Regions from separate parts of the Mus musculus genome. Here regions 2, 3, 4 and 5 are each linked to region 1. The links are chromatin loops, found by intact Hi-C in ENCODE. Cell type or tissue: left cerebral cortex. All regions are shown on one strand. Each heading gives the region's core, and the rest is flanking DNA. Links, peaks and the distances in the headings are about the cores only.

The links. A loop is a pair of places that touch in the nucleus more often than their neighbours do. Peaks named below come from ENCODE experiments on the same cell type or tissue, not always from the same donor. Only the 100,000 strongest peaks of a DNase experiment are listed, where the experiment ranks them.
Region 2: it touches region 1 in a loop (4-fold over the local background); 20 of 42 quality-filtered maps call a loop at or near these places.
Region 3: a loop joins it to region 1, with 4 times the contacts of the local background. A loop is called at or near these places in 10 of 42 quality-filtered maps.
Region 4: a loop joins it to region 1, with 2.3 times the contacts of the local background. A loop is called at or near these places in 4 of 42 quality-filtered maps.
Region 5: a loop joins it to region 1, with 2.9 times the contacts of the local background. A loop is called at or near these places in 20 of 42 quality-filtered maps.

What each region holds. Positions count from the first base shown.
Region 1 is chr8:110,747,292-110,753,644 of GRCm38, forward strand. It overlaps Il34 (interleukin 34), which reads right to left. Exons shown (of 7, transcript NM_001135100.2): 3 at 2,134-2,267; 4 at 1,372-1,449; 5 at 952-1,113. Among named protein-coding and RNA genes, the nearest start is that of Gm15894, 5.2 kb to the right of the region's middle. In left cerebral cortex, for the core only: a CTCF peak has its summit at 2,716 (motif pointing right); a DNase peak (open chromatin) is centred at 2,727; H3K4me3 peaks cover 556 bases; H3K27ac peaks cover 199 bases.
Region 2 is chr8:110,843,810-110,850,162 of GRCm38, forward strand. It overlaps Sf3b3 (splicing factor 3b, subunit 3), which reads right to left and starts at 2,994. Exons shown (of 26, transcript NM_133953.2): 1 at 2,866-2,994; 2 at 654-790. The coding sequence starts at 723. Cog4 (component of oligomeric golgi complex 4) reads left to right here and starts at 3,215. Exons shown (of 19, transcript NM_133973.2): 1 at 3,215-3,400; 2 at 6,059-6,141. The coding sequence starts at 3,242. In left cerebral cortex, for the core only: CTCF peaks have their summits at 2,624 and 3,278; DNase peaks (open chromatin) are centred at 3,010, 3,177 and 3,951; H3K4me3 peaks cover 2,488 bases; H3K27ac peaks cover 1,733 bases.
Region 3 is chr8:110,816,624-110,822,976 of GRCm38, forward strand. Sf3b3 (splicing factor 3b, subunit 3) reads right to left here. Exons shown (of 26, transcript NM_133953.2): 16 at 4,845-4,967; 17 at 4,084-4,238; 18 at 921-1,095. Among named protein-coding and RNA genes, the nearest start is that of Il34, 14 kb to the left of the region's middle. In left cerebral cortex, for the core only: a CTCF peak has its summit at 2,227 (motif pointing left); DNase peaks (open chromatin) are centred at 2,156 and 3,842.
Region 4 is chr8:110,995,084-111,001,436 of GRCm38, forward strand. Ddx19a (DEAD box helicase 19a) reads right to left here and starts at 2,740. Exons shown (of 12, transcript NM_007916.2): 1 at 2,584-2,740. The coding sequence starts at 2,640. Gm51551 (a long non-coding RNA gene) reads left to right here. Exons shown (of 3, transcript XR_003947457.1): 2 at 1-465; 3 at 860-1,373. In left cerebral cortex, for the core only: a CTCF peak has its summit at 3,308 (motif pointing left); DNase peaks (open chromatin) are centred at 2,751 and 3,175; H3K4me3 peaks cover 1,665 bases; H3K27ac peaks cover 1,198 bases.
Region 5 is chr8:110,805,663-110,812,015 of GRCm38, forward strand. It overlaps Sf3b3 (splicing factor 3b, subunit 3), which reads right to left. Exons shown (of 26, transcript NM_133953.2): 24 at 6,317-6,353; 25 at 5,729-5,833; 26 at 4,830-5,419. The coding sequence ends at 5,279. It overlaps Gm15895 (a long non-coding RNA gene), which reads left to right. Exons shown (of 2, transcript XR_003947455.1): 2 at 1,256-4,996. It overlaps Il34 (interleukin 34), which reads right to left and starts at 262. Exons shown (of 7, transcript NM_001135100.2): 1 at 72-262. In left cerebral cortex, for the core only: no CTCF peak of the experiment used is centred there; DNase peaks (open chromatin) are centred at 2,907, 3,802 and 4,407; H3K27ac peaks cover 1,305 bases.

The DNA.
Region 1 (6,353 bases), core at 816-5,815:
CTTTGTGGGTTCTTTTTTTCTTCCACCCTTCTCCACCCCCTAACACTAAATAGTAGAGAAAAAAGCATAGAGGGGAAAGGGGGCGATGTTATCATTAGACTACTTCCTGCTGATTAGGGGTGTCAAGTTCTTGGGGCATGTTTGATCTTCACCCACCATCAGAATATCTAATTTCTTCTTCTCATCTCAACAAACTGTGTAACAAACGACATCTAACCACCAGCTGTCCAAAACAACCCCTTCTATCTATCTATCCATCCATCCAAACATCACACACTCGCAGAAACTATCTGCAGCTGACAAAACCATGCCTCTGCTAGAGCACGAGGCAAATCAGAGTCAGCTGCTGTGGACAATCTGAAGCAGCCCCATATCCCACACCTGGGATTAAAATGCAGACACATTCTTACAATATTTCTGTGTCTTTAAAGAACAAAAAAATTTCACTATCTTCTGCCTTCTTCCTTCTCCCCTTTCTAGAGGAGCCTCATTTTTTCAGATACAAATATGAAATTAGAGGATTCCCTGGCTTGTCTAAGACTCAGGACACAAGAGGCAAAGCCTGTTCTACACAGCAAGTTTCAGGCCAGGCGGGGTTTCAGAATGAAACTCTCTCAAACAAGCAAATAAATAATGCTGTCTTATGAAGATGGCATGCCCGGTGCACCCATGAGTACACTGGTTACCTCACAACACCTGTACAAGGTCTAGCCAGCGTGGGTAGTGAACAGTGGGCAGAAGTAATTGGACTCAATGGGTTATAAAATTAAAAACAACAATAATAAAAAAAATTTTTTTAAGAGGGGCGCTCAGGTAAGCTTGAAACAAGGTCCCAAATCCTCTCTGTCCCCATCCCTCGTGTGTCTCACATGCTCAGCGCATGGCAGAACTCTCCCTTCTTAGCCCTTTGCCAGCATCGGCCAAACCCACACGCGCATGCGCACAGCTCACCATGAGGCTCCGCTGTACGTTCTCCAGCAATGTCTGAACCTCCTGTAGATACTTCCAGGACGGGTGGCCCTCGAGAAGTACATCCATCACAGACTCAGTGGCATTGAGACTCACCAAGACCCACAGGTACCGAAGCTCTCGCTCACTCACGTGAGCCTTCTGCTGCAGGGACAGGAGACATCAGTGACGCACAAGCGTAGGCCTCTGGGCACTGACCACTCCCCTACCCCCATGCATTTGCCACTGCCTGGGACCCATCACAGTCACCCACGGCTGCCAGCAGACAACCTTGGGCCTAGGTTAGTGGCAGGCTTTGCTTGAGTGGCTAGGGAAAGGCCAATGGGACAACCTGCCAAGACCCACAAGCTTCTAAGTGACTTGTGGCAGGCAGCGGCTCCCCACCCCGGGAAGGGTCCTCACCAGCCTTGTGATGTTGGCCACTCTGAGTACCCCCTCATAAGGCACAGCAATCCTGTAGTTGATGGGGAAGTAATGTTTCTGAAGAGGAACAAGAACAAACCATAAGCTATGAGGCAGAAACTGTTTAGACGGGACCCCCAAGAGAGGAACGCAGCCTAGCAGCGTTGACAACAGACAGGTCCTCTACTGAGAGGTCAGATCTGGACAACTGGGCTAAAAGACAGCTCTCTTTTCCCCTCGGACAAAGGAGGTGGGGGTGGGGGGTGTGAGATCAGATACACAAGTCCTGTAAGGGCTGAAGTTTCAGGCCCAGGGGAGGAACCCAGGATTTTCAGGAGACATGGTACTTTGGAAGTGAAAAATATGGTTCATCTGACACTTACAAAGGTAACCTTCGCACAGCCTGTGAACATACTACACATCAGTGAGTCTAGAATCTGACACCTTATTATTTATTGTTATTATTAATAGTGTGGACATGACTCTCAGCACTGATGTGGAGGTCAAAGATTAACTTTCAGGAGTTGGTTCTCTCCTTCCGCCTTGATGTGGGTTCTGGGAATTGGACTCAGGCCATCAGTCCTGGGTACCAGGTGTGCCTTTTACTCAGAGCCGTCCCACCAGCCCCATGGGGTTCGCTCTCAGTTAGTGGGTTGTATGGTATGAGTTACTTCTCAATGGAGATAGTCTCAGAGATAGTCCTATAGAGCTGGGCCTGTGCTTGCAACCCTAGCACGGGGAGGCAGACGCTCTCCAGGTTACCATGTACTGAAGCCGGTTCTTGTACTGCAGCTTGCCCCGAAGGTAGCCTGTAAGGTCACACTCCTTATCTTGGGTCAGAGTCCATATCTCCAAATTCTCGTTTCCCAAAGCCACGTCAAGTAGGATCCCAAGACCTGTGGGACACACCCAACAAGAGCGGATGAGCGCTGGGCACTGTGTCTGCGCACTACCTGGTGTGCGTAGCTGAATCAACCACCATCCATCATCAAGCCTGACAAGTACTGAGGGGAAAGGCAGGTGCATGCAGAGCCCTAAGGAGGACTTGTCACCTGGAGTAGCAAGTACACCCCCACACACACACCATGGTCAGAGTCCCCAGGGTATGGTCTCCCGTCTCCCCTAGCTCCTGATTTTGGGTAAGTACATCGTCCAGGTTCCAAGGCACCCCTCAGCCCTTTGTCTGGAGTGATGAGTTTTCAAAGCTCGATTTTTCTCCATTAGATGTAGCAACAGGTCTTACAAGCAAGCTTCTGCCAGTCTGATGGCTCTGGGATGCTAAACAGACCCCCTACACCAGCAGAACAGACAATAATGCGAAGTCTTTTGAAACAGTACCAGGAATTACCACTAGGTGTCACTGTGACCTCAAAAACAGCTCTTGGGAGCTGTCCCCTTGACTGGAAAAAAATATTTTGAGAATTTACAATAAATATGAATAGGGAGTGGATGAAAGAAACACAAAAGAGCAAGAGATACCCAAAGGACCAATCTGCAATTAGCTGCAGTCTGAAATCAGAGAAATGGATCTACATGCAAAGCCGACCAGGGACAAGGAAACGAAGAAGGTTTTTATGAGATAATTTCATTTTAATAATCCTGATGCTGCCAAAAGAATTCTCAGCCTGGAAATGCACTTGGCCCGCTTAATAATGAAATGGCTTTTAAACTCTAAAACCTTCGACCCACTAAACTCATAAACTAGAAAGAAAACAGGAAACGTTTATTGACAACGACTTAAGCAGCATCATAGGTCCTTTGTTAAGATAAATTTATCAATGGGGGGGGGAACCACACGTGGTGATGTACGTTACGGGGGGAATGTTTAAGATATGTTCAACGGCCTTCCTAAGGAAGCCTGAGCCAGCGATATCAGCAGCTTAAAGGATGACTTCAAGTTTATTAATTAACCTCCCGTGCTTTGAAAAAAAGAGATGCAAATAACCGAACCAGATATCCGTGGGAGATTACCACTCCCGACCCTATATGCTAGGACATAAGGATGTTGCCCTGGCTGACCTGGTACTGACCTGGAACTGTCTATGTAGACTAGACTAGCTGGGACTCAGCCTTTTCTTCCTGGGTGCTGGGATTAAAAGTTCGAGCCACGCCTAGTTTAATATCTATTGTTGTTGTTGTTGTCAGAAACAATAATTAAACTTTGCCTTTTCTTTTTTTCTTTTTTCCTTTTTCCTTTTGAGCAAGACAGCCAGGCTGGCTGACATTACCTCCCTCATCAGTTACAAGCAGACATCACTAACTGGATCTCTCTCCTCTCACTTCCCGACACCTTGAAGATTTGGGGGCTTTGTATCTCCACTGTCTGGGGGCCATGCTCCCTCTTAGCTTCCGTTCCCCGTCTCCAGGATCGCCCTGCTCGTTCCCACGTGCTGGACCAAGTCCTAGGAGCGCTCTCTGTTTCCCCTGATACTTGGATCTACTCAGAATCTGAACTCCACACAAACCACAGTTACTGCCCTCTTCAACTGTAGAACTCTTGACAACCACTTTCTTGCAAGGATCACCTAACACAGCACTGGGCTGAAGGAACAAATAAACACAACCAGTATTAGGCCTACAAGATGGCTCAGTGGGTAAAGGGGCTTGCTACCAAGCCTGATGACCTGAGTTCAATCCCCAGGAACCACATGGGAGAAGGAGCGAACTAACTCCTGCAAGCTGCCCTCTGACCTCCATGCAGGTGCTGTGACACACACACACACCCTCCCGAACAAAATAAAATGTAAAGTAAATTTAAATAAATAAATAATCACAGTGCTGGGCCCATTAACATAGGCTTGCTTTTGGTCCCTGCCTTGCCTTGCAAATCCACACCTAGCCCACCCACTCCTGGAACCGTCTGAGACTTCGGCTCCAACCCTGGACGTCCCCACCAGCACTGCTTGCCTGGGTCACTCATCACCTAGCCAGGTCATAGCATCTTGGGAACATGGAGAACTTAAGCTGTAACTACAGCATGCCCTCAGGGACAGAGCCTTACACCTGAAGGGAGAGGTGGTTTCTGGGAATGGAAATGCAAGCAAGCAAGCACGCACCTGAATCCCCTAGGGAGTTGGCTAAGGTACAGGTGGACCAACTCCACCCCACATTTCTGATCCGACAGGTGGAGAAGGCACCTCTGCATTGCACTCCTGGTTGAAAGTGACAGCCACTGAGAACCCTGGACCCAAGTGACACTTGCAGACTGATAATCATAATGGCTACCTCTGGTCCACAGGGATTGTACATACAACAACAACAACAACAACAACAACAACAACAACAAGGCCTTTATCTTTCGGGGTGGGGTGTTCTATCCTATCCATAATGAGTCTTCTTCCCTATCAGCAGCCAATCAATCACTATAGCCTGTCAATCCATCAAGTCCCACCCCATGGACCATGTTGGCTTTACCCAATGTGTCCTTAAGATAGGAGTCAGGTCTATCCTAGCTGGGGTTTTTTTGTTTTTTTTTTTTTGTTTTGTTTTGTTTTTTGGTTTTTGTGTTTTTATTTTATTTTTGTTTTTGTTTTGTCTCGTTGACACCAGCTAGAGCTATCCAGGAAGGGAAGCATATGTTGAGAAAAATGCCCCCATCAGATTGCCTGTGGGCAACTCTGTAGCATTTTCTTGGTTAATGATTGGCGTGGGTGGGCTCAGCCAGCAGGGAGAAGGGCCACGCCTAGATGATGGTTCTGACTGCTAGAAGAAAGCATCCAGCCATAGAAAGCAAGTCAGTGAGCGGCTTCTCTCTGTGGTCTCTATTTCAACCCCCACCCCTCACCCCCACCTCCCCACCTCCCCACCCCGGCTTCCCTCCAGGGTGAGCTACAACTGTAAGCCGAAATAAACCCCTCCTCACCATGTCGATTTGGAGCCTGCTCTTTTATCACAGCAATAGAAGGCAAACTGGGACAGGGTCTTAGAATTACCAGAGCACCTGAGCCCAGCATGGCCGGCATGCAGCCCGTCCCTGAAAGCCTGTCCGCAGGTGACCTGCCTCCCCCGGATGAAACACACTTTGCAGCCAGGCTGCCATTTCCAATTGCAAGTGTTGTTTTCCTGCCTCTTCGACCAGGAGAAACTGGGGACCAGGCAGGGACAGTGTAGCTGTCACCCACAACGCTTTGCACCCCAGAAGCCACACAGCCAGTGTCCCACTGACCTGGTCAGGTTTTCCTGTCTCCTCCCCGCCAGAGACAAGAACCAAGATCTGGAAGCTCAAGGTGAGGTATAAGGCTTCCCCTGGCCCAGACACTGGTCGGGGGGAGAGGGGAACATGTGCCCCCCAACAAGGTAGCCATTTCTACTGGGATAAATGAAGCATGTCACCTCCATCCCCACTGACCAATGTGAATCTGTAAAATGGGTTGAATAACATTCCCCCTCCCAAATTCTTATTCACCTGGAATCTAAGAATGACTTTATTTAGAATTAGGCTCATTAAAGGTGTAATTAAAGCAAAGGCTCTTAATGTGAGGTTGTCCTGGGCTTAGGGAGAGCCTGGCTAGGTCCAGTGGCTGGTGTTCCAGGAGAAAGATATCGAAGAGGGAAAGGCCTTGCAGATGGAGACAGTGTGCAAACTGCTAATACTGGCACATGCCAAGGAATACCAGGAGCCACCAGAAGCTGGAGGAGGCAAAAAGACCCTCCCCTAGAGCCTTGGTGGCCAGTAACACCCCAATTTCAGACCTCTAGTCCCAAGAACTAGGAGGAAATACATTGACAGGGCCAAGTCACAAACTTGTGGTGATGTTAAGGTAGCCTGATAACCTCCAGGTCCCCCAGGTCCCCTGTAAGGCCCTGGCCAAATCCTGAGAGATGCCATCTGAAACACTCCTCCTTCAACCAGGCCCCTCCAGTCTCACTTCCTCTCAGGTGGGCAAGCCTAGTGAGAAGGCTCAGCCAATGCAGGCACTTGCCGCCAAGCCTGACAACCTGAGACCTGGTGGAAGGAGAGAGCAGACCTTCTTTCTCCAACC
Region 2 (6,353 bases), core at 1,354-6,353, 97 kb after region 1:
AAAAATCAAAACCTGTCTGTCAGGCTTCAGCAACAAGTGCTGTTCTTGGATCTGTGAGTCCTATTTTTTTAAGACTATGTTATCTTAGCTGGGCAGTGGTGGTATACACCTTTAATTCCAGCACTTCAAGCAGAAGTGAGAGGATTTCTGTGAGTTTGAGGCCGCCCTGATCTATACAGTCATTACCAGTACAGTCAGGGATACACAGAAAAAAAATCTGTCTTGAAACACAAAGCAAAACAAAACAATGCATCTCAGGCTAGCCTCAAGCTCCGACTGGCCAGAACTCGTGCTCACAGTAGTAGTACCTCACCTCCAGAGTGTTAGGTTACAGGCATCAACTATGACACCCATATTCTTTATATCAAATTTGATGTCAAATTAAGAACCAGCTCTGGGAAGCTGGAAGAGGACTACCAGGAGAGGCCATTTTAGACTAAAGTGTGACTACCGTGACTTACAAAGCTCACGTCTCACACAATTTGGGAAGATACGCCCCTGAAACTGAGTGACAGATAATACACGAGAATTTAACACAAACCCCACACACACCAACATTTGTTTTCTTGTAAATGGGAAACATTTTGACAAAAGACAAGCAAAATATATAGTAACTCACTTCCATCCACAAAAACACTACCTGTAGCACTTACCAGAGAAGTTGCCATGGATGGCAAAGCTGATGCCAGTGGCCCGCTGTAAGGTCAGGTTGTACAGAAACATGGTGACAAGCAAAGCTGTGACCCTCAGTCAACTCTTGGTTACAGCAACGGTTTCAAGGCAAAGCAGACTACGGACACAAAAACAGAATTGTTGTTTTTAAAAGAAGCCCTGTCTGGGAACTTCTTGTTGAAATCAGAACAGGCAGAGCTAAGAGTGCTTTCTCGACGTGCCTCCTAAGCTCGCAGAGGCCCGGGCTGCAGTCTCAAGAGGGGAAAAATACACCACCACTTATATGGTGGGCACCGTTCTAGGATACTACATCTTTTGCTTTTCATTTCACATGAATTCTATGAAAGCCTGCACATTGGCATGAACACTCAATAGGCCGAGGCAGGAGGATATCTGCAAGTGTAAGATAAGTATAAGCTGCAGTGAATTCCAGAATGGACAATTCAGAAATAGCTATCCTGGAACTCAGAGATCCTCCTGCCTCTGCCTCCAGGCACTGGGATTAAAGGTGTGTGCCACTACACCTAGCAACACCCATTTTAGGTATTAAAAAAAAAAAAAAAAAAAAAAAAAAAAAAAGACAGGAATCATGGCTCTCTTCTGTAATCCTAGCACTCGAGAGGCAGAGGAAAGAGAATCACTCTGTTCAGTGCCAGCCTGAGTCACACACTCAGTTCCAGCCTATGATACAAAGAGAGGCCCGGTCTCAAACAAAACCAAACTTCTTATGGTCAAGGGAACCCTAAGCTCAAAAATCCTATCAGTTGGACAACATAGAGCAAGTGGTTAAATGCCAGAACCTACAACTTGCTCAATTAACAAACGTGCCTTTTGTGATTTTTTTTTTTTTTTTTTTGCCAGACAAATGAGAACCTACAGTTAGCTGTAGTTCAAGGGTCTACACATCCACATTATTCAAGGCTCTAAAAACCTCAGATTCATTTCCCAGAGACCCCATTCTCTCTCTGGGTTATAAATCTTACCAAACTTACATCTTTCCATATGCTTATATATGTGCATGTTCAAGAACATATATTTATTGCATATTTTATGTGCTGTCTTTAACCAAAGGATGAATTTTTTTGAGAAACCAACAAGACAGCTTTCTGCTACAGATACCGAGAATCTTACTCAATGCCTACACTATAATTCAGTTAGCGAAACTGTTAACGCTACATATAAGCAAATGAAGTTATACCTCTAAGATTTAGTCCTAAAATACCTAATAAACTAATATCTCTAAGGCTTATCCCTAAAGGTTGAACTGGCACTGGCAGCTTGAGGGTAGAGGACCTCACAATTTACAAGGCTGTCACGGATGAGTTCCGGCTGCACCATAAGCAGCGAACGTGATGTTATGACTTTGGACATTTGCTTTAACAGGGGGGAAGATGGTACCTTGCCTCGTAAGGCTCTGTATGCAGAATTTCGTGTTTGAGGCTACGAGAAGGAAACCTATGGCCTTGGGCAAGTGCTCTCTACCATTAGGTTTGGAGGATTAAAATGAGCACCTACTCACTCAACACCAAAACAAACGGATCTCCTGGCTTACTGAAGAGGTGCTTCCTGGAGGAATATCCGGTATCAGGTAACCGTAACAGCCAAACCGTGGAAAGCTTCCTCCCCCGCCTCTGCCTATAATCTCCGGTTCCACCATCACCTCCTTTTTATCTTGCACAGTCTTCAAATGGGTACTATTAGCCTTCGGGTTTTTTTTTTCTTTCTTTTACAGTAAACAGAGGTTCAGAGGAGAAACAACATTTTGCCTAACTACCAAATGCACAAGTTCAAACCAGATCCCCGGCTCCCGGGCGGTTTCTGATAGTTGCACATTTTGAACAAACAGAATTTTTACCCCTTGCTGATTGAATAGTCTTTCAATCTCGAGTCTTCCTATGCAGCCTCGGTGGGACTCCCACTTCCTCAACCTCCCCCGCGTGGTGGAAATACACGAGTGTGCCACCACGTTAAACTCGCAAGCCTTAAAGGACTCGTTCCCACTCTGAAGACACAAGTGGGCGAAGAGTCCACGAGGCCATTTGCCCACGGCAAGCATTTCCCTAACCTCACGCCTACCGAACCTCTCGGGCCTAAAACTGCCCCTGCGGCTCCGGCCGAGGTGCCGGGCAGCTCTCTCCTATGAGCGCTCTCCACTTCCTCCGCGACAGAGAAGCTGGGAGGCCACTTCTTTACCCTGCTGCAAGAAGGATGGCTTCGGTACCCGACGGATGCTGAATCGCTTCAAGGCCTAAGCCACCGCCACTGCCGATCCGCCGGCGTCCGCCATTAGCCTTCAAGACGGGCCTTCGGGTGCCGCGCGACGGGAAAAAGGTATCTAGCCCCCGCCTGATAAATAGATGTAAATTTGGGATGTTTTCATCTTGCACCTGAAGACTAATGAGTTATCTAAAATTTATACGTTACGGTAAGTTTTCTGTAAAATAGAAGGTTAGTTTTAAAAATAGACTTCCAATGGTTTTGATCGGGCATATCTGTGGGCAGCCCCAAAGGTCACCGCGCCAACGCAGAGGGGACCTCGCAAGCCCGGAAGCGCCCACCGGGAGCCAAGATGGCGGAGGTGGAGTCTCCGCTGAAATTGTCAGGAGCTCCTCCGCCACCGGAGGGGGTGGGAGGAGGACACTGCTCCGAAATCTCCACCGAGCTCATTCGCTCTCTGACAGAGCTGCAGGAGCTGGAAGCTGTGTACGAACGACTCTGTGGCGAGGAGGTGGGGAGCTGAACCTCCTTTTTCCTGGAGGATCCGGTGGCAGAGGGCATCACGGGTGTCGATCGCTTTACCAGGGAAAACGAGAAAGCAGCTTCCCAAGAGGCTTTAATGTAGTTGGGCATTTGGGTACACCTGTCAGTTCTACTCAAGCTTATTTGACCTGTTACCTGGACTACTTCCTTGGTCTGCCTCCGTATTGATTTCCCTGACGAGTAAAACTGGAAGTGGTGTGTGTGTGTGCGCGTACATGTATGTATTACATGCACACATACATATGTGTATACCGAATTGGCTTGACTTCAGAATAAGAATTGCTTTGGCTTGGGAAGTGAAAAGTTACGAAAGTTTCTTCTCGACTCATTTAAAGGAGAAGTTCCTTTCTATTTAGCTTGAAGGTCTAAGACTTTTTCTCTTGGAAGAAATGATTATGTGTGTATTTTTAGCATTTCAGTTAAGTGTAGGCATTTGGATGTTTTCTTATTTTGAGACGGCCTCGGTGTTGCCCATATTGTCTTCAAATTGGCTACCTTCCTAGAGCAACCTCTCAAGCTACTGGCATTATAGGCGAGCTCACAACTCCCTAGAAGTTTGAAATCTCCCTGTTAGGACTTTGAAGTTTTAAGACTAAGGCGCAGCTGTCTGGTCTCGGACAAGTGATTTCATCTCTTGTACCTCGGATGTGTGGTCAATCAAGTAACAGGTGTGGAAAGGATTCGGCTTCCTTTCTATTAATAGCATGCTATATCTCTTTATATACGTTTGTTTCTTTTCCATGGCAGTCTGGTGCTGTCAGTTCGTGGATGGATTCCTTGCAAGTCAGAAGATGTAACCTCTCACCTAAAAACCTTGGCAGCTGTTTTTCCCAGGGAACTTTTTTTTTTTTTCTTTTTAGATAGGCTCTAACTATCTAGCCCTACCTGGCCTGCAACTCACTATGTAGACCAGGCTTGCAGTGAACTCAGTAATCTGCCTGCCGCTGTCACTCAAGTGCTGGGATTAATGTCATGCAGCTCTCAAAGCGCTCTGAATAGAGGAAAAGAGAGTTGTTACTACCTTTGAATGTTTTCAAGTACTGCCTTGCATCTGCTCCAGCAGTTCCCACACAAGTAGTGGTTTAAAGTTGAGTGCTCTTGACTTAACATTCCTAAGTCTATATTCTTTGAAGCAATTAATACATTGGGGAAATTTTTGCGGTCTTATAAAATGTAGTAGCGTTGGCTTTGTGTTTGTTTTTAATGACTGCAAATTTTCCTCTGCATCCGTCTTAAGACTGCCTTTATTAAACTATTTAGCTAAGACTGTGGAACTGTTTTCTGCACACTGTGTTATGTGCCTTTATTATCCTGTTTTATTTGCACAGAAATCCTATAAGGTACATATTGAAATCCGATGAGGTACATATTGCTCTCCTTACTTCATAGGAAAAAAAAACCAGAAATTGAGCTAAATATGCTGTATACCTGTAATCCCAGCATGCAAGAGGCTGAAGCAATAGGATCTAAAATTCATGAACTACACAAAACTCCTGTCTCAAAGGTGCATAAATTGAGGTAGCACAATAAATAAATAGCTTCACTGGCGTAGAAATATAATCACCCCCTCTGAACACTAAGTATGCAGAAAGAAGGGATTAAAAAAAAAGAAATTTATGGTCTCTTTGGCAATTTCATTTCTTTAGCTACTATATTTTATTTTGTTCCTTTTAAAAGTGTATGTGTATGAGGAAGCAAGTGTGTCATAGCACAAGTGTAGAAGTTGGGGGACAACTTCAAAATTGCTGTGTGAATGCAGACGATCAAATTCTAGTCATCAGACTTGGAGGGAGGAGTCCTCCTCCAGTCCTTGTTTTGATTCTGAGACAGGATCTCAAATTGCCTACATGGTCAAAACTGGCATTTACTTCTGTTCCTCCTGCCCGCCTCCTGAATGTGGAATAACAAGGGAACATCACACATCTGGATGAGCCACTACATTTTATAGCGTCATTGTTTAGAACACTGCACAAGTGTTGAATATTTATTTGTTTCCATTGTGTTAGTCATCTGCTAGATAGAATAAGATATACTGAAAAACAAACGGGGGGGGGGGGGGGGCGTTATGCACATGCATAATCCTAGCACTTGAAGAGAAAGGAAAGAAGAATTCAAGGTCATCCCATGTTTCAGAACAAGTGAGAAACCATCCTGAGTTACAGGGGACCTTGCATCAAAACAAGCATGAGAAAAAGTACACAGCCAATTATTTAGTCCAACAAAACCAAAGCAGCATTGAAGTCCAAAGGGACTGTAGTGGGAGGGAAAAATTTTTGAATTGAAATTCACCTTTTAGCTGTGTTGAGTTATATAAATGTATTTGTTATAAGTTTGTTTGTTGTCTTGAGATAGGGTCTCTATGTAGTACTTGTTGTCCTAAATATGTATGCAAGACTGGCTTCAAACACAGAGGTCCAGATGCCTCCTCCTAATGCTGGCATGTAAGATTTATGTTATTTCACCTGGCTTAATTTAGATAACTCTTAAAGTTCTTTCTACCTAGGGGTAGAGATGGAGTGTAATATTTAAACACTTGCCTAGCATGTACAAGATCTTGAGTTTAATCCCCTAGTCACTTAAAAAGGAAATTACTTATATCCCTTCTGATGGTGTTTGTCTGTTTCAGAAAGCGGTGGAGAAAGAACTGGATGCTCTTTTGGAACAGCAGAACACCATTGAAAGTAAGATGGTCACTCTCCACAGGATGGGGTGAGTATGTACCACAGCAAAAGTTGTACATTCCAGTAGGACCACAGGATAAAGTTAGTTTTCCTAGCCCCATAGTCCAGTCTCTTGGGAAGCTAAGGTGGGAAGCTTGCTGCAAGTTCGAGGCCAGCCTTGGTTATAGAGCAAGGTACTGTCACAAGAAAGGAAAAAAAAGGATTCTTTTTTCTAACAGTGTTTTATTACCTGATAGGCAT
Region 3 (6,353 bases), core at 857-5,856, 69 kb after region 1:
AAAGAAATACTAGTAGTTATATCTGAGAAAAAAAAAAAGCCAAACAGAACATTAACCGTGACAAATATTTTCATGTCTAAAAACTCAGAAATGAAAACCTGGTTGATTCACATAGTATCTCCAGGCTTCCTATGGTTTCTGCATGCTTGGTGCTAGTTGGTTTTTGCTGGCAAATAATTTTTGGATGAGCTGGTGCTGAGGGGAAATCTGAAAGCTGTGTGTCAGGGCTTGAATCCAGGCGTCATGTAACACACCCTACTGTGGAGGCTCAAGGACCAGAAAACAGTTCTACACAGGGAACTGAATTCCGAGTAACCAAGGTCAGCATATTTGTCCCAGGTCACAAAAAAAGCTTGTAAAAGGGAGAAATAGAAACAGGACAAAAAACTTTGTTTAAAGGTCCTAGAAAGGGGGGGCTGGTTTATAGTTTTAGGGTCAAACCCACTTTACCCTTGTTTTTCAGTCCTAGGAATCTAACCTAGAGCTCTGCACATGCTAGACACGAAGCCTACCACTGTGCTACACACCACAAGCCCTGGTTTTTTAAAAAGTAAAAAGATAGCCAAGTGTAGTAGTGTACAGCTTTATCCCCAGCACCTCAGGGGCTACAGGCAAATCCTTGTAAATTCAAGGCCAGTGTTGTCTACATGGTGGATAGCAAAATGTCTCAAAAAACAAAAAGCAAAGACTACAGCTATATGTGACAGTGCACATAGAATTCCAGCCCTTGGAAAGCTGGGAATAGCAGGATCATTAAGAGTTCCTGGCAAGCCAGGGTTATGGTCTGAGACCCTATCTCCAAAGCAGTGTGTATGTGACATGGAGAAGAGAATTAGAGGTGGTTTCTAAATTTAAACTTTTCTAAACAACTTCACAGGCAGGCGTTTTGAAATTGCCCCTCTGGAGGTCAGAGTAATTACCTCAGCCATCTGCTGCTTTCTCTGAGCTTTTGTGGCCTCAGTGTAGGCATTGTGATCCGTCTCAATGATGATAAGGTTGTTACTCTCAGGGTGGATGACAAACTTCCTGGGTGTGTACTGCAATGGGAAGGCTACTTGATTGAAGACAGCACCAAGCTTCTCTAAAGCCAAAATCCTATGGTAATAGGCAAGAGAGTTAAAGGTGTTGGCTCACTCAGCTCAGCTGATGAAATGAAGCTGCTTATGCCCTAAGGCAACACGATAACAACTGTGTACGATTAAACGACCACCGTACACGACAAGGAGATACACGCAGATTTCCCCTTCAGCAACACATACCCTGCAATTGTGTTTTCACCACTGAAACACACTGAACTAGAACCTTGCACTGACATTGTCAAACCCTTACTATTGCATAGTTAATGTAATAACATGACGTTCAGGGGACACGGAGAAGGTTCAGTTGGTAAAGTATTTGTATGGAACCATGATGACCTGAATTATGAACCCTAAAACCCACTTAAAAGGCAGGGCACAGCAGTACCCCGTAATCCCTATGCTAAGGAAAAAGAGACAGGAGGTTCTCTGGGGTTTGATAGCAGTCAGTTTTGCTAGTTTGCAAACTACTTTCAGTGAGAGATCCTGCCCCAAAAAATAGTCGACTGTTTATCTCTCCAGTTGGCTTTGTGAACCTGGGAGAATGGGGTCTAAAAACGAGGACAAACTCTCATGTGACAGCCAACTTTATTCAGAACATCAGACAATTTATACCCTGAAGGTTAAGAAGAGTCACACGAGTAAGGTATTCAATTCCAAGGACAACACAAACAGCAAAAACCATGTTGTTTCAAAGAAGCACATGAGTTAACAATGACTGCTCAGCTCACTCCTATCTGCTACACCTGGAAGGAACACAATAAACTCCAAGAAGAAACTGAGGTCAGACCCTTAGAGTTTTTTCCACAAGCACTCAGAATTCTCACACGACTCTATTCTAGGAGTGCATTTTTAAAAAAAGACTTATTTACTTTTTTTCCCCCCGAGACAGGGTTTCTCTGTGTATCCCTGGCTGTCCTGGAACTCACTTTGTAGACCAGGTTGACCTCGAACTCAGAAATCCACCTGCCTCTGCTTCCCAAGTGCTGGGATCAAGGCATGCGCCACCACAGCCCAACTTATTTATTTATTTTATGTAACTGAGTAGTGCACTCTTGTTCTCTTCAGACACACCAGAAGATGGAATCAGATCCCATAACAGATTGGCTGTGAGCCACCTTGTGGTTGCTGGAAACTGAACTTAGGTCCTTTAGAAGAGCAAGCAGCCAGTGTTCTTAACGGCTTAGCCATCTCTCCAGCCCTGGGATACAATTGATGAAGGCACATTTGAACATGTTGGAAATGCCCAATTCCACCTTTATATTTTAGTATCTACAGTTCAGTAACTACAACTTCAATAAGCTACAGTGGCCACTAACTGCGACATATTTCCATTGTCACCATGAGTTGTGTGTATTCTCTTCAACCAACCTCCTTTCCATCTTACTTTTATGAGCTCACACATGGATGACAAGTTTTGATATCCCCCTGGCCCAGTCTTCATCCAAACCCTTGCATCTCCCTGATCTCCTCCTTACCACCCCCTAACCTTGTCACCTCCACTCCCTCCTATGGAATGATTCTCCTATCCCATCTCAAACCCTTTACTCCTCTACCTGAGATAACTTCCCTTCCCACCTATCAACCCTAATAGGACCCTGCTCCCTTAAGTTCCAGAGGAACCCTGAGATCAACCACTTTGTTCCTGGTCCCAGAAGAATAAGACTTCAGCCCAGAAGCTGTATTTGACTCTACTGGATTGGACACAGATTTTTCCTACTTTCTCTCTTGTCTACTTCTGTCCATGGTAACTCTTATGAATGGAGACTTGAGGTTTAAGAAATCCCCATTTATAACAAACAGTTCTTCCAAATAGGATTGGAAAAATACCACTCGGGCTATAAAACTTAGCGTACACACACAGCACCATCTGCCAAAACTAAAAGGCCTAATCCACCAAAGTCTATCATTCTGGGAAAGTCTCTAAATGTACTAACCTTGCCTTTTGGTTTCTGTAGTTCCACTTCTGGCTAACTGTCCTTGTTAACTGAAATATGTCAGCTGGGACATGGCTTTCGTGCTTTAAAACTCATCCTAAGGATGAGTTCCAACTCAGCTTGAAGATACACGAGATCGCAAACATCAGACTTTCTATTGGCTTAAACCCAAATCAGAGCAGCAGACTCTGGCAAATACTCCACAACACTTCATCATATTTCTAATTCACTTTTTCCAAAAACTGTATTTCAAAGAAAAAACAAAACCTGCCTTCACACAAAAAAATTAAGACAAATATTTATATATTACTAATAGACAAAAAGTGATTGACTAACAATAAGTACTAGAATGTTCAGTGGCCTTCTGTATTTGTGTGTATGTGCATGCATGCAACTTGAGCCCAAGTGAGCACCTGAAATTTGATCTTGAAGCCAGCCAGCATTGGCTACCTAGTAAGATTCTGTCATGAAAAATAAAGAACGAGGTTTTCATCCTAGTACTCAATAAACATAAGCAGGTGGATCTCTATGAGTTTGAGGCCAAGCTGGTCTATGTAACATGTCCTGGGCTACATGGTGAAACCATGGCTAAAAAAAGATATAATTCTATAGGTAAATCCAGATTTAACGCTTGTTCTAAAACTAGTCTTGGGATATGACCATTTCACCAGGAAACAGAAATCTTAAAGTGCAAGACTAGTTTTACAACTTAGCTCCTAAAGTCTAAACAGAAGCTAAATGCCAAATTCAAACTTGGCTCACAGTTTCTAAACGCCTGAGCCAAACTAAATTTCAGCTGCAACACTCTTTCCTGGTGAAAGGTTGTTCTCAGCCATCTCTACAAACTCCTCCAACTCTGGTAGAACCACAGGCTGAGGACTTGGCACAAAAGCTTCCTGCTGGGCTTCAAGCCTGAGGATTTTCTCTTTTCCTTTTTGTTTTTTTGAGACAGGGTTTCTCTGTGTAGCCCTGGCTGTCCTGGAACTCAGAAATCCTCCTGCCTCTGCCTCTGCCTCTGGAGTACTGGGATTAAAGGCGTGCACCACCACTGCCTGGCAGTATTTTCTCACCTCAAAGTGTTGGTGGAGATGGCAACAATGCCCTCGGGACACTGTTCAGAGGCAAAGCCCGATGCAAATTCCAGGGTCTCATAAGACAGAGGGGTGAGATGGAAGCGAGACTGGTAAGAGTAGCTCAGCCATGAGCGACTGGACATAGCCAGAACCTGGGGAGGAAGAGTTCCAATCAGACTGGACAAGCTCATACATGGTAGACTGACCAAACAAACATACAACCCAACTTTGGCCTCAAATTTTAGAAGTCTACAAAGCCACTTTAAACAAAGGGAGCCCAAACAGGCAGTACACGGCTTATTGTATAAAGAAAGGAAAAAAATAAGTAAAAAGAAAAAGAAAAAGCAAGCTTTATCAATCACATTCCTCTGGACCGACTTTCCCTTGGGTATAAATTAGAGACTCTATTCCAAGGTTGGACAGCTGTAGATGTGAATAAGGTAACGTTTAAGAACTAGCACGGCAGTGGCAGTGTTAACTCTGAACTGCGAAGAATAGGCTCTCATTCCTATTAGGTAGACTCATGAGATCACTATAATCCTTTTCCATCTCAGATAGCTAGGCCTAAATAGACTCAAAGATCAATATTCAAGCTTCCTATAACCTCATAATGCCCAGTGCCATCTCATGGACCATCTCTTAGAAAACTCCAAAGAACCCAGAATTTCCTATGTAAGTGAAACGAACATCAACCTACAAAGTGAATTAGTCAGAAGTTCACAGTGGTACCAACATCCAAATGTCTTTTGACTACTTACAGCCTCCTGGCCTTGCATCCGGACCCGGAAGAGTTTCACAGGACGGGACCCCAGATACCTAGTGCGGGTGTCAGACAGGTCCCCAGTAACAGGGTCTAGGACAGTCCTCAGCAGTACACCGTTCTAGTGGAAAAGATGGAACAGGTAAAGCCTCCTTTTTATGATGGGAACTTTTATGTTAGATTTTCCTTTGGCTACTTTAGTAGAAGACAAAGATATGACTTGGTGGCGAAAACAACATAAAACAGGTCACAGCGCCCAACAATCAGGAATTCACTCATTCTCTCCTAGTTACTAAGCATCTACTGGCAAAACCCACTTCTCATTATACATACATTTCCTGTACATTAAGAAATATTTCATTTAAGCCAGGTGGGGATTGTGCATGTCTTTTAAGCCAACACTCAAGAAACAGAGGCAGGAAAATCTCTGAGTTTGAGGCCGGTCTGTTTGGAGAGCTAGTTCCAGGACAGCCAGGGGTCAAGAAACCCCATCTCACCTCCCCATCCCCCCCAAATCATTTAAGTTAAGTACTTTTTATAATTTAAAAGCAGACCTCCGCAAAAAACAAAACAAAGAAAACAAACAATTAAAGGCTGGGATGTACTGACTATGGTACCTCTAAGCCTCATTTTCCCTAAAGGAACACGGTTCCAAGGGATGACTGATTCAAGGCTGAAGCAAGAACATTCCCAATGCAACAGTTACCTAATTGTGCAAGAAGGCAGGCAAGATAGCTGGGTCAAATAAACAAACGAATTTCAAGGGAAACCACAATCAAAAATGAAGCAAACAAAAATCTAAGAGATGACAGTAATTTGAAGAAGAAAATACCCACAAATTTATATAGTTAAAAAATAAAAATCTACCTCCAACCAACAAAATCCCTACTTCATCAGACTCAACTAGAATGACTGCTGTAATCCTAACTCCTACTGTAAAATTAGTGACTGAAGAAGGGGTTGGGAGAGAGCCATTATCCTTTTCCTGTATAAAGTATGTTTAGAGCAAAGGAATAAACCTCAATTTACAGACTTGATTACAAACATTTCAACATCACGCACCTCCAGTGGGATGCAACAGAGTAGGGCCACTTCCACTACAACAGTTACGAGTGAGTAACTGCCGTCAACGTCTATAGTCTGCACTAACTGTGATTTTTCACGAGGAAATTAAAACATGCAAAGTATCAGATATTCAGAAAGTGTTACTAATCTTGGTGGGTATGACATTACTAGTTTCTTAAAGCAAAACACTATAGAGATAACATTACTAAGTATAGGAGGGAAGAGGTACTGCCCTAGATTTGCTGTAAAATACTCCTTTAAATGGGAAAATGAAGACTCATTTGTGTGTCTCATGCTCAAGCATTTTAAAGTATGAAACTAAAACTGAAAAAGCACAAGTCTGCCATCTAACTTAAGTCTTTGCAGGTCCTGATTCAGGAAGTAAGGCACATAGCACCGTGAGAGCACCGATGCTAGTTTACACTAGATTCCTGCTTTTTGT
Region 4 (6,353 bases), core at 501-5,500, 250 kb after region 1:
GAGAAAAAGCAGGTGAACACACTTTCTCCTTTAATGGCAGAGAGGTCATGAGAAAGCAAGCAGACCTGGGGATGCATCACACAGCAGAACTTTTCATTGGTTGGTTAGTCCTCATTTATGCACATGGATCAGCAGAAATATACATTGGAATGGTCTGAACATTTAAGACCATCTGGAGTTTCCTAATTCAACCACATTAAAGTAGCCTCCAGAAGGCCTGATGAAAGAAAACAAAACAAAACAAAAAAACCAAAAAAAAAACGAAGCAAGTCCATTAAACCATGATTGGTTACAAATGTGTTAACACACAGCTCTCTCGAGAGTGAAGAGTAACCCATAGCTAGGAACGGCCAGTCAATAAACAGCCTGGCATCCTTTGTTCTGGATTCACTGGCCACACACAGACCCTGATGATTAATCCTGCCTCTCTGAACAGGAAATGTTCACAACTCTGTGTGGTGAATGGTATGTGTGCATGCTGGGGGGGTATGTGCATGCTGGGGGGTATGTGCATGCTGGGGGGGTATGTGCATGCTGGGGGGTATGTGCATGCTGGGGGGTATGTGCATGCTGGGGGGGTGGGGTGGTGGCGAGGCTTATCTCAAGGAGGTTACGTCAGCTTCCTGATAAGCAGAATGGTTTGAACAAATCAAGGATGTTTAAGTAGTTGTGGTGACAGTCCTCTCATAATGAGATTAGGGGCATACATTTTTTTAAACCCCTGTAGTGCTAGGGTTTCCAACCCAGGACCTTATTCAGGCTAGGCAAGGGTGATTTACAAAACTAACTCCCCAGTTTTTGATAGTACATTTTTAAAAGCCAAACATGTGAGTATGGTGGTCCTTTCCTGCAATTCCAGGTAAGACAGGAAGATTACTGGATTCCAGGGGTTTGAAGCCAGTCTGGACATCAAAGTGAGATCCTCTTCTCAAAACATGTAATTACACCAGGCATGGTGGCACACACCTGTAGTCCCAGCACTCAGGAGGCAGAGGCAGGTGCGTCTCTGAGTCTACAGAGCAAATTCCAAGATACCCAGGGCTACACACAGAATTAAATTGAAGAAAAAAAATTCAGTCACTATGTCTTAGGAATAATCACTAGATTTGAAACTTCAGATGGGGTTCATAAGATGGCCTGACAAACTGGAGGAAGAGAACCTACCCTCACAAGCTACCTCCTGACCTCCACACATGAATGCGGCACATCCATGTTCAAAATACGAGGATATACACAAAGCAAATCCAAATAACTTTTAAAAACAAAGAATAAGGAGAGCTTCTTAAGAAAATCAACTGCTGGATCACAGGGCTCCCAATGGAGGAGCTAGAGAAAGTACCCAAGGAGCTAAAGGGATCTTCAACCCTATAGGTGGAACAACATTATGAACTAACCAGTACCCCTGAGCTCTTGACTCTAGCTGCATATGTATCAAAAGATGGCCTAGTCGGCCATCACTGGAAAGAGAGGCCCATTGGACACGCAGACTTTGTGTGCCCCGGTACAGGGGAACGCCAGGGCCAAAGGGGGGGAGTGGGTGGGTAGGGGAGTGGGGGTGGGTGGGTAAGGGGGACTTTTGGTATAGCATTGGAAATGTAAATGAGCTAAATACCTAATAAAAAATGGAAAAAAAAAAAAAAAAAAAAAAAAAAAGAAAATCAACTGCTCATTCTTCAGCTGAATTGGTTTAAGAGTTAAGAGAGCTCGCTGCTGTTGCGGAAGGGCCAGGGTTTGGTTCTTAGCGCCACATGGTGGCTCACAACAGTTTGTAAATCCCAGTTCCAAGGGGATCTAAAACCCTCTTCTAACATATGTAGGCTCAAGTGTGGTGCATAGATACGAACAGGCAAAACACCCATACACACACATAGAAAACATAAGATATTAAAAGAAAGTATTTGAGGCGACCCCGAGGTAAATAGTGAAGCCAGTTGGGCTGTGTCAAAAACACAGGCAGCAAAGCTGTAACTCATACACTTAAGAGGAGGCGGAGGGATAGGGATGCAAGAGCTCTCAAGGCCAGTCTCAGCTAATTAGCAAGTCAGAGGCCAACCTGGGCTACACCGTCTCGAACCCACCAACGCACCCCTCCAAAAACACAAAAACAATCTAACAAAAACTATACGACACTTAAAATAGCAACTAGACAGTTTGCATTTGTTGCTAAGTGAAGCATTAACACAAACAAAACCCGTTATTCTGGCGAGCTACAAACTGCCGCTTGGCGGTTAAGCATGAATGTGGGGCTGTTAGGGGAAAGGCAGCATAAACTCACTCAAAAACTACCCCTCAACAACGAAAAAAAGAGAGAATTTTATGTTGCCATTTCTTGTAAGAGGTCAAGAGAAGGGCCAGTTTGGGGCCTCACACACTTAATAAAGACAATGTCACCATGGGAGCAACTTTTCAGTCCAAACTCGGATAAGAAGCTCGCTGCGGGTTTTCTTCGCTGTCGGAGCAAATCCGCCGCGCTAAGTGATCGCCCACAGCAAACTCCAGCGAGCGCGGGCTGGCCCGGCTCTGAGGTCCCCGTGCTGGAAACCATGTCCGCCTCAGTCCCCTAATCCCCACCAGGCCACTGACCGACTTGACAGCGGCTTCCTGCTCGTCCACCGCCAGCGCCCATGAGTCGGTGGCCATGGTCCCGACGCGAGCCGACCTGCAGAGATGCTCCGCGCCCCGCCAACACCAGCGCCGAACGCAAGCCCGCGCCAAGTGCCACTCACACGGAGCGGAAAAAGACCCGCGCGGAGTTGACGTCAGTTCCTGCCCCGCGCGTCCGTCTTCCACCCACGCTCCGCCCCCAGGAAGATAAGCATGCGGAGCTTAGCACTTTAAGGTCCTGAGTCGCTTATTTCTTAATTTGAGGCCAGCCTGATCTACTGAGAGAGTTCCAGGACGGCCAGGGCCACACAGAGAAACCCTGTCTCGAAATGCTAAAAAGAGGAGGAAAAAAAAAAAAAATTCCATCTCGCTAGGTGCGATCTAATTGAGTTAACGTCCTAGAGCTCTGCAGAGTTACTTAGTACTCGCCCAATCGCTTCATTTCATAACCAAAATACTTACCCATTTTTTGGTTTTGAAACTAGGTATCTTGTTTTAAAACAAGGCTACCTTGAACTCGGTTTCCTCCTTAATAATCTCCAACACCTAGATTACAAGGGATCGAACGCTCTCTCTCGAGATGGCTCAGCGGTTAAGAGCACTGACTGTTCTTCCGAAGGTCCTGAGTTCAAATCCCAGCAACCACAAGGTGGCTTACAACCAACCGTAATGACATCTGACACCCTCTACTGGTGTGTCTGAAGACAGCTACAGTGTAGTTACATATAAATAATAAATATTTTTTAAAAAAATAGAACGCTCTCTAGTGGCCTTTGCAGTCGCAGACACACATGCATATACATACAACTAAGAATGAAATGATCTGAGCATAGGTGGCACAGGCCTTTAATCTCAGAATTTGGGAGGCAGAGGCCACTAGAGCAAATTCCAGAACAACTAGGGCTACACAGAGGAAACCCTGTCTCAAAAAACAATTAAAAACAAACAAAACAGAGTTACATCCTATGTGTGTGGATATGTATTTAGTTTTGTTTTTTTTTTTTTGTTTTTTTTTTTGAGTCAAGAATTTCATGTATCCCGTGGCTTTTTTTTTTTTTTTTCTGCCTCCCAAATACTGGGATAAGAGAAGTACTTTCCCTCTGTTGGGATACATTTTAAGTCATGATAGTTGTGTAAAGCTGTTTGAATGACTTAGGCACTTCACAAAAAGGATGCTCTTAAAATAGTGCAAAATTTTAATGGAATGGTAGTGAACACTTTTAACTCCAGTACTTGGGAGGTGTAGGAGGAAGATTGAGAGTGCAAGGCCAGTCTCTGCTACAGGAGACCTAGTCTCAAAATGCATATATTTTGAGTCTAACTGCCCATTGTCCTCTTGAAATTGCACTACCAAGCATACCTATTCTAGTACCAAGAACATGGCTATTTCTTCATGTATCTGCTGGGACATACTTCTTAGAGAAGACATAGTGTCTGACAACAATTAAGAAGTTCAAGTTTTGACTTGTCTTAGGTTTGCAAGATATTTAGGTTTGGTTTGGTTTGGTTTGGTTTGGTTTGTGAAGACAGGGTTTCTCTGTGTAGCTCTCGATTGTTCTTGAACTCATTCTGTAGACCAGGCTGGCCTTGAACTCAGAGATCTGCCTACCTCTGCCTCCCGAGTGCTGGGATTAAAGTTAGGCACCATCACCACTCTAAGGGTCCATAATTTGCTGAAGAATGACACACACACACACACCAACTCAAATAGATTGTAAATGCAAAGTGTTCTTTATTCTGTACAAGTTCAGCATGCTTGGGTCTCCCCATGACCGAGAGAGAGAGAGAGAGAGAGAGAGAGAGAGAGAGAGAGAGAGAGAGAGAGAGAGAGAGAAAAGAGACCCAAGTGAGCTTGCAGGCCTGATTTAAAGCATATTAGGGAATCCTGGGTTAAGGTGACCTCTATGTTAATCTGTTGGGTTCATCTCTATTCTATTACCAGGGTGTGGGGGGCTGAGGAAGTCTGGAAACTGCTGCTGACCCATTGTCCTTGCCTCAGGCCAGGTGGCAGGGCAGCTTGTGAGGCCTGGACTTGCCTGGAATTGCCCAGTTCTTGGAGACAGAGATTTAGACCTCGTCTCCTTAACTGCCAATCTGAAGCTTGTCATGGAATCAGCCGAGCCTTCTCACACCCATCTGGCTTGCTTCCTTTCCTAACCTTTTCTTCCTTCCTCCTTCCTTCCTTCTGGCCTGGAACTCTCAATGTAGAACAGGATAGTTTTGAACTTTCAGAAATTCTGCTACTTCTGCCTCCCGAGTGCTGGGATTACAGGCATGTACCACGACTCCTGCATTTAATGAATTAAAAAAATTCTTTCATACCACCTGCATCCACTATGAGGTTGATTTCTGGCGGTGTTGGCTGAAAGCCCAAATGAAACAATGAATCTACTCAGCTATTGTTGGAAACAACTCTGGGTTATACCTTACCTTCTGCCAGAACATTCATTTCCAGCTCACAGCTAGCCTGCACACCTCAAAGGGAGTACACCCACAATGACTCCTTTTTCCACACCAGAGGCCAAAGAGAAGGCACTTTCTGATAGTTCCCACCAAAGAGCCTGCACTTAGACAAGTTCTGACTCCTCTGTACATGACCACATGACTTAACATCTACACTCCATTTTAGCCAGGAGGTCTACAAGTGGTGCTAAGTTAACATTTTTAGAAACCCCTCATTCTGAACTGAGCATGGTCAAAATATGCCTTTAATCCCAGCACTCGAGAGACAGGTAAGCAAATCTCTGAGTTTGAGGCCAGCCTGGTCTACAGGGTGAATTTCAGGACAGCCAGGGCTACACAGAGAAACCCTGTCTACAAAGCAAAACAAGTAACAAACAAAAACCCCATTATACACAATTTGTTTGAATCATTTAGTTCTCTGCAACACTTATGTCATCTCTATTTCCCAGTTCACAAAACTCATGGTCCAGAAGTTAATTCTAACATCAATAAACCTAAACAGGGCTGGAGAGATGGCTCAGTGGTTAGGAGCACTGACTGCTCTTCCAGTGGTTTGAGTTCAATTCCCAGCAACCACATGGTGGCTCAAAACCATCTGTAATGGGATGGGATGCCCTCTTCTGATGTGTCTGAAGACAGCTACCCTGTATTCATATACATAAAATAATTCTTAAAAAAAAAAAAGGCCTAACCAACTTGCAAATCTGACCTCTGATTTTAGGGCAACTCAGTTCTACAGCACAAACCCAAAACCTGGGAGAGGAAGTGGCTGGCTTTCTTTACACCAACCAACTCAGTAAGTATGCATCTTAGAACATTGTTGGCATCTGACTAGCCAAAGCCTAATGAGCCAACCAATTACTGGAGGACAATGTCCTTTTCTGGACACTTATCTGCTCCTGGGCTGCATCACCTGCTGGGTGGACGGAACTGTCACCTTTTCCTCATCTGTGAGGCATTTTGTTTTCATCACAGAGTCCCAGATTCACCATTGGATACCCTATCCATGGTGTCTCTCCACCGCTGGATTACCCTGCAGTCTATCCACGCTGGGGCACAATAGCTGGTGCTCGAGTCAGGGAGGGAGCAAATCAGTAAGTGAATTTTCTGCTTCTTTACACTGCAGATGCCCCTACATGCAGTAAGCAACAGGATGGCAAGGGACAACAGGATGCTATAAAGATTCAGAAAATAAAGGAGGGATTATATCAGGTTGTAGAATAACTGTTTAGCTTTTCAAATTATTATATAAAGGAAGCCGGGCACAGTGGCACCACCTTTAATCC
Region 5 (6,353 bases), core at 773-5,772, 58 kb after region 1:
TTAAATCGGCCCTCAGAGACTGCGACGGGGAGGGAGCAGCCTTGTGAAAGAAACCCATCCATTCTGCTTACCTGCTCACCTGCCAGGATGTGGGCTTCTACAGTCGCCGTCGCCGGAAGCTTTGAGCAGCTCAAGGCCTGGAGCAGGTGCCTTGGGGGCTGTGGCAGTAAATGCTGTGTGGGACAGGCTGTTGTGTGTTCAGCCTACAGTCTTCTCGGAGGGCGGGGGACACACGCTACAGCAGCTCAGATTTGTTTCTAGAACCGGAGCTAACAAGGGCAGGGTGGGGCGGGGCCACATGGCCCCAGCCTGTCTTGGAGTGTGGAGTAGGAGGGAGCATCAAGCACAGTCAGTCAAGGCAAGGGGACAGCCCTGAGGGTGAATATGGGGTGTCTCTAGAATCTGGGGTATCTTTAGTTTCTATGTAGATTGAACTGGTTTTTAGGGGAAAATTCCAGGTCCTCTCTTTAATACCTGGAATACCTCTTTCATTACAAAATTGAGTACAGCTGATGGGACCTAGGAGAGGTTTTTTTTGTTGTTTTTTTGGTTTGTTTGTTTGGCTTGTTAACCTGTCTACAGACAAGACCTGAGCGCAGGGAGGTAGTTTACCCAAGAACACACACAGCTGCTTACTGAGGTCTAACACCAAAGCCTGAGACAACCCTCATGGGAACCTCTGAAGACTCTGAGCCACACCTGCAGACATAGCCACTTTTGCTTTCCTGGTAATAGTGACAAGGCCCTGTGCAGCTGGGACAACATCTCTTTCTTTGCCAACCTTTTAGTATCCCAGTATAGCCCAGGCTAGCTTCAAATTAGTCTAGAGATTGACTTTATAGTGCTATGATTATAGGCTTGTGCCACCACTCTTCCCTAATTTTATGACTGTCTTTGGAGTAGTTACAGGTGGTGACTTCCATCCCCTGAAAGATCCTTCAGCTCTTCCACCTAGACATAGCAATGGTAGTGGTGGTGTTTTGAAGGCATCGTTATCAACAAGGGAGGAAGACTAGCTTTCCTCAACTTAAACACAGCCTCTCTCAGTAAAGGGCCACTCAAGGGACTCCACACAGCTTAGTCTGGGAATGCTGATCTGGACACAAGGGCTTGCCCTATTCTAAATGCTAATGAATGGTGTTGTTCAAGAAAGGCGTTCTTAATTAGATTGAGAGAACTGGATTCCCTGAACTTGCAGGAAGACAATGTGCCCACACTGGTATGCACCCAGCTAACTCTCCATCCCCCCTTGCAGTGGCTACTGGGACCACACCACAAAGGCCCTCCACAAAAGCTCTGTCAAGGCTATCCTGTCAGACAGAAGAGGTAGAGATGGGGACACAGCCACAAGATGCCACTCTTCAGAGCCTCTGGACCTGGTGTGCTGTCCTTTCTTTCCTCCAAGTGCTCAATTTATAGGCTGCTGATTCAGGATGAAGATGGCATCAGGTCTTGCAGAGCTCAGGACAGCCAACCCTCCTGTTACCACAGCCACACTCAAGTAAGTCATCAGACTCCACTGTCAACTGCTTTTCCACAGATTTCTTTGCCACATGGCCTCTTGCAGATGTTTCTCCAAGCTTCACGAGCAAAGCTGCCTTCTCTAGTTACAGCCTGGCCTACCTAAAGGCCAGAGTCCCCAGTGTGTCTCTCGGACAGCACCAGTCCCTGAAGCCCGTAGTAAATATTAGCACTTGTCCCATTCACACACGTTACTCCGGCCTTTCAAAAGGAGTCTATGAAACTCTTCCTAAACCTTATCAAAGACCAACTCTTGGGCTGGCGAGATGATGCAGCCAGTAAACGAACTTGCTGCCAAGCCTGAAAACCTGTTTGATCTGAAAGTCCCACATGGAAGAGACTATGTACATGTCTATATATGCCCACTAAGTAAAATGTAAAAACAAAACCCAACAAGGGAAATCTCAACAATTAGTCTCTCAGAAGGGGCTGTGCCTGCTGGGTGGCTCTGTGGGTTGCAAATGTGAGAGCCAGGAAAGGGCCAGAAACAGAGGCTGGCCACCTCTGGATTCCGGCAGGGTATGGTGAAGACAGCCCTTCAGCCACCTCAAGGCAGATGTTCATCTGTCTGTTTTCTAAAGCTGTAACTTCCAAACTCAACTAATGCTTGCTGTTTTGCTTTGAACAAACACTAGTCACAGCTAGTGAGGTTTAGGTCTGATTACACCAGACTCAGAAATACTCAAAAGGATCTTGGGTGGGTTACCAGGTGTCTATTCTGATACCTAGACAAGTTCTATGTTTGAGCTGGGTCAAGAGCCATGGTGACACGTTTCTATGTTTCTTCTCATTTCCCAATGTGACACATTGACTGTCAACCCTGCCTCTGCTTTTAGACTTGGGATTTCCTGGGTCCCCCCACCCCACAAGTTCCCAAGCTTTCTGACCTGAGGAAATCAGACATGGCCCTAAGTTCTTCTAGGTTCAAGGCTTCAAGACTATGCTCACGGTCCCGAGTGGGGGAATGTCAGGTTATCCACACCCTCCCCTCCAACCTAGGGATAGCATTTCCAATGCTGGCTTTTCAAGTTTCCCAAGAAACAGCTCTGCTGGCTTGTGCTGTCTTCAGTTCACTAGAACTCAGGACCCCAAATACAAAAACCAACAGCCACAGGTCTAAGTGCTCACTGAATTGCTACCATGTGCCCCACACTGAACAATCTGCTCTCCCACAGCATTTTTTGAACAAGCTTTCAAGATATTAATCTTAAGCATGCATAAACTTAAAATATACACACATATACAGTATTTCATATGTAGATGAGGGACTGGGTGACTCATGCAAACACGGCATTTCTACTTTGAATAGAAAACAGAAGCAAGGAATTAACAGATCCGGAAAGCCCGGGTGGATGAAAGAAAAAGATACCTCAGCATTTCCGGCTCTCAAGAAAGGCTGGGAGCAGCCAACATCCTGGCTATCAGCCCTCTCTCTCTCCCTGTGAGCCAGGGAACCAGGAGTTCCACCCCCAGCTCCAGCAGATGTCCTGCTAGCAATACATTTTATACAAACCCAAAACAGCAACATTCCAGGAGCAGGCCAACTAGAACCCCCTCCCCACAGGAATGCTATTCTTGGCAAGAGATCTTCCAAAGGAAGCAACATCTGCAAACCCTCTGCCCCGTGAGGTCAGGGGAAAGCGAAGGCCGCTCGGCAGTTTCTTAGATCCAAGTAGCAGGGGATTTACAGAGGGAGGAGTAAACCAATGACTCAGGGTCCTGACTTGACCCTCCTTTTCTCAGTCCCCAGTAGCCTCTCTGACAAGGCTAAGGCAGTTCCCTATTTACCTGCTTGCTCAATGCACTCCAAGAGCCACGGTGTCCCCTTAAACAAGTCATTCGGCCTCACCTATTTGTTAGAAACGTTTTGTGAGTTTGTGTATTTTAAACAGGGTCTCACTGCATAGATCCCTAGCTGACCTGGAATGCAAAGAAAGGTCTGCCTGTGTTTGTACCCAAGGGTTGGGCCAAGTGTCAGGAGTGGTGACTCCTGCTAACATCATTTATAGGTCCTTGGGCAGTAGCTCCTCTTCCATACTCAATCCTTCACCTTGTCCTTGAAGAACTGTCCTTCCTTTCCCTGGTAATTAACCAACCAATAGGCAGTGCAGGCTCAGTGGACAAACCTTGATTCTGGGTCTTTTCTGTTTCTCCTTACACAGCTGCTACTGCATTAGGAGTACCTCCGTCAGACCTTAGTAAAGAGCCACGGAATGCTGGCACTGAAGCCAGAGTCCCAGTCTGATGCCATCGAGTCAGGGATGCAGTTAGGTGAAAAATGAACTTGGTATCCCCAATGCAATTCAAAGACCTATGCTCACAACAGCTGAGGCTCAATTCCCAGCAACACTGAGGGAGGTTCCTAATGCCCGACCCAGGCCATGATTAGAGATTCAGAGGATGGTATCTGGACTCCAAAGTGCGGTTCTGGTCCATGCCTTCAGTTCTCCAGCTCTTAAAAGGCAGTGGCAAAGCAGCTCGAGTCACTTTCTGAGGGTCTGGGACAGCCTGCATTAGAGACCCCCATCTCAAGAAACAATGTTATGTGTAACTATTCCCAGTCTGGGTCTTACCGGGTTGAGAGATGCAGAAAGTTTAGTTCATTTAGGCAGAAGAGCAGGGGAATTCAAATTTATTAATTACTGAGACCAGTGGCAACCTGGGGCAATCTCCAGGTTCAATGTGCTAAAGGGCTATCTTAAAGCTTAGGGCTTCCCATAAAGCTAGCCAGGAGGAACTTCCAATGATGTCTTTTGTGAAATGAGGCCACTTCTGGGCAGAATGACAAGTTCTTCCTTATAAGCTGACCCCCGCAAGGCCAGTCTGCAATCTCCCAGACATGTGCTGTAGCCACTCCCCTCTGGGTCGTTCCTGTGTTTCTTCTAGGCAGGGCCCACATGACTCTCTCCAGGAGAGGTGAGAATGTCCTCAGTCACTCCTAGTCACCAGGCCTAAATTCTCAGGAGCCACTTAGGCAAGCACTGTGAAATCAGACTCCTTAACTGGGAATTGTACCAAATATAACATTCTAAGATTTCACAGTGGCAAAAATCTGAGGGAAAGGGAAAACACCCTCTTTAATATCCATGAATAGTGGGGTTACATTTACATGGTCAGTGAACTCATGTTCTATCTCCACAGCAAAGAACCAAGACACACTAAGAAAACACTAGAGCCATGATGTCCACACAAGAGCAAAGAAGTAAAAGATCCAGTTATTGTTCTAATTAGGCCTCAAGCCTTTCTCCAGAATTATCACTCCCAGGAAAAGACTATAAAACAAAACAACAAAAACTACACACGCAGGACACCTTAAAAACTAGTTTTATATATTCAGGAGGGTTCCGAGGGCAGAACTGAGCCACACTGCAATCAGCCTGGCTGCACCTTTGCTTGCCTCCCTTCATCTCTCAAAGCAACATTGTACAAAACTGTATTTACAGGAAAACAATGAAAATTAAGAATGTGTACAAAAGTAGACAAGAGCCAGAAATTACACAATGCAGGGGTGGCTTTGGGAATAAGGAAAACTGTGTTCCACACCGAAGCTCAGGGCCACACACTATGTTCAAGGAGCAGACTTCAGTGTCAACTGTAGGGAACCAGTCATTCAAAGGGGAGAGTTGAGGGTGCAGAGCTACTGGCTTTAACAATGCAGTCTTAAATACCACATCACTTCTGCTGTGTGGCAAAAGCCAGACACTGGCAATGGGAACAAAAGAGGGGCTCTCTGGCAAGGCCCCAGATAAAGACGGGTTCAGAAGGCATAGCGGGTCCTAATGTCCTCAAGCTTCTTGGACACTTCAGGTGGGGTTCGGTCCAGCTCCTCAGAGACGTTCTTCTGCTTGTTGGGTTCCATGGAGTTGAACTGCTCACAAAGGTCTCCATCAATCACATTCTAAGACATGGAAGAGAGGGAAGAGAACAAAGTTAAGATGTCCAAAGAAAAAGGGGTCTAAGGTGACACCCCACTAAGGGCTGGTGTGTGTGAGGGGGGAGAGAGAGAGAGAGAGAGAGGGAGAGAGAGAGAGAGAGAGAGAGAGATTGATTCACTGAATAAAACCCAACCCTGTTTTCATCTTTAAAGACAGGTTATGTAAATGTCACAGATGAATCACCAGGTCCCTTGAGAACTATCTGAATCTCAGAAACAAAGGCCAACAGAGAAGGCCTGTGAATGGGCACAGGATTCCTTTTTCCAACTTACCTTAACAGGGAAATAGTAAGAACGAAAGCTCAGGTGGTCCCGTCCACAAAGAGGGGGATGCTCAGACCGCAGGTGCATTTCAACATGCTGGAAGAAGTCATGGTCCTAATGGAAGAAAGACATTCTATCTCTAAGAAAGAAGTGATTTCCAGAACAGAGTACAGATAAGGCATCTAGTTTTTAAGAGCTGGGGTCTCCATTACACAGCCCAGTCTGGCCTTAAACTTGAAATCCCCTTGACACAGCCCACTTAGTATTGGGATTATGGGTACGTGGCATCGTGCCCAACTCCAAGCCACCCATTCTTGCTGGGCAATTGTCCCACCAGACAGCTATCTAGACCATCATTCTGAGTTTGTGGACTGCTACTCTGATGCTTTGGGGTCATAATACAACCCTGTATCTATACCATAGTATAAAAGACCTTCCTAAAAGAACGCAGGATTCTGTTTTCTAGGCACCTTAACTGTTACTTTAAACAAGTTCTAGAACCTCCTAACTGTAAGCAAAGGCTTGCCATCTGAAGCAGATTCAACACCAAGAAACAATGTGAGGAAAGATGAGGTAAGGGCAATGTGGTGACTCGACCTCGTGAGACGTGAAAGGGACAAGGATGCCAATTCCT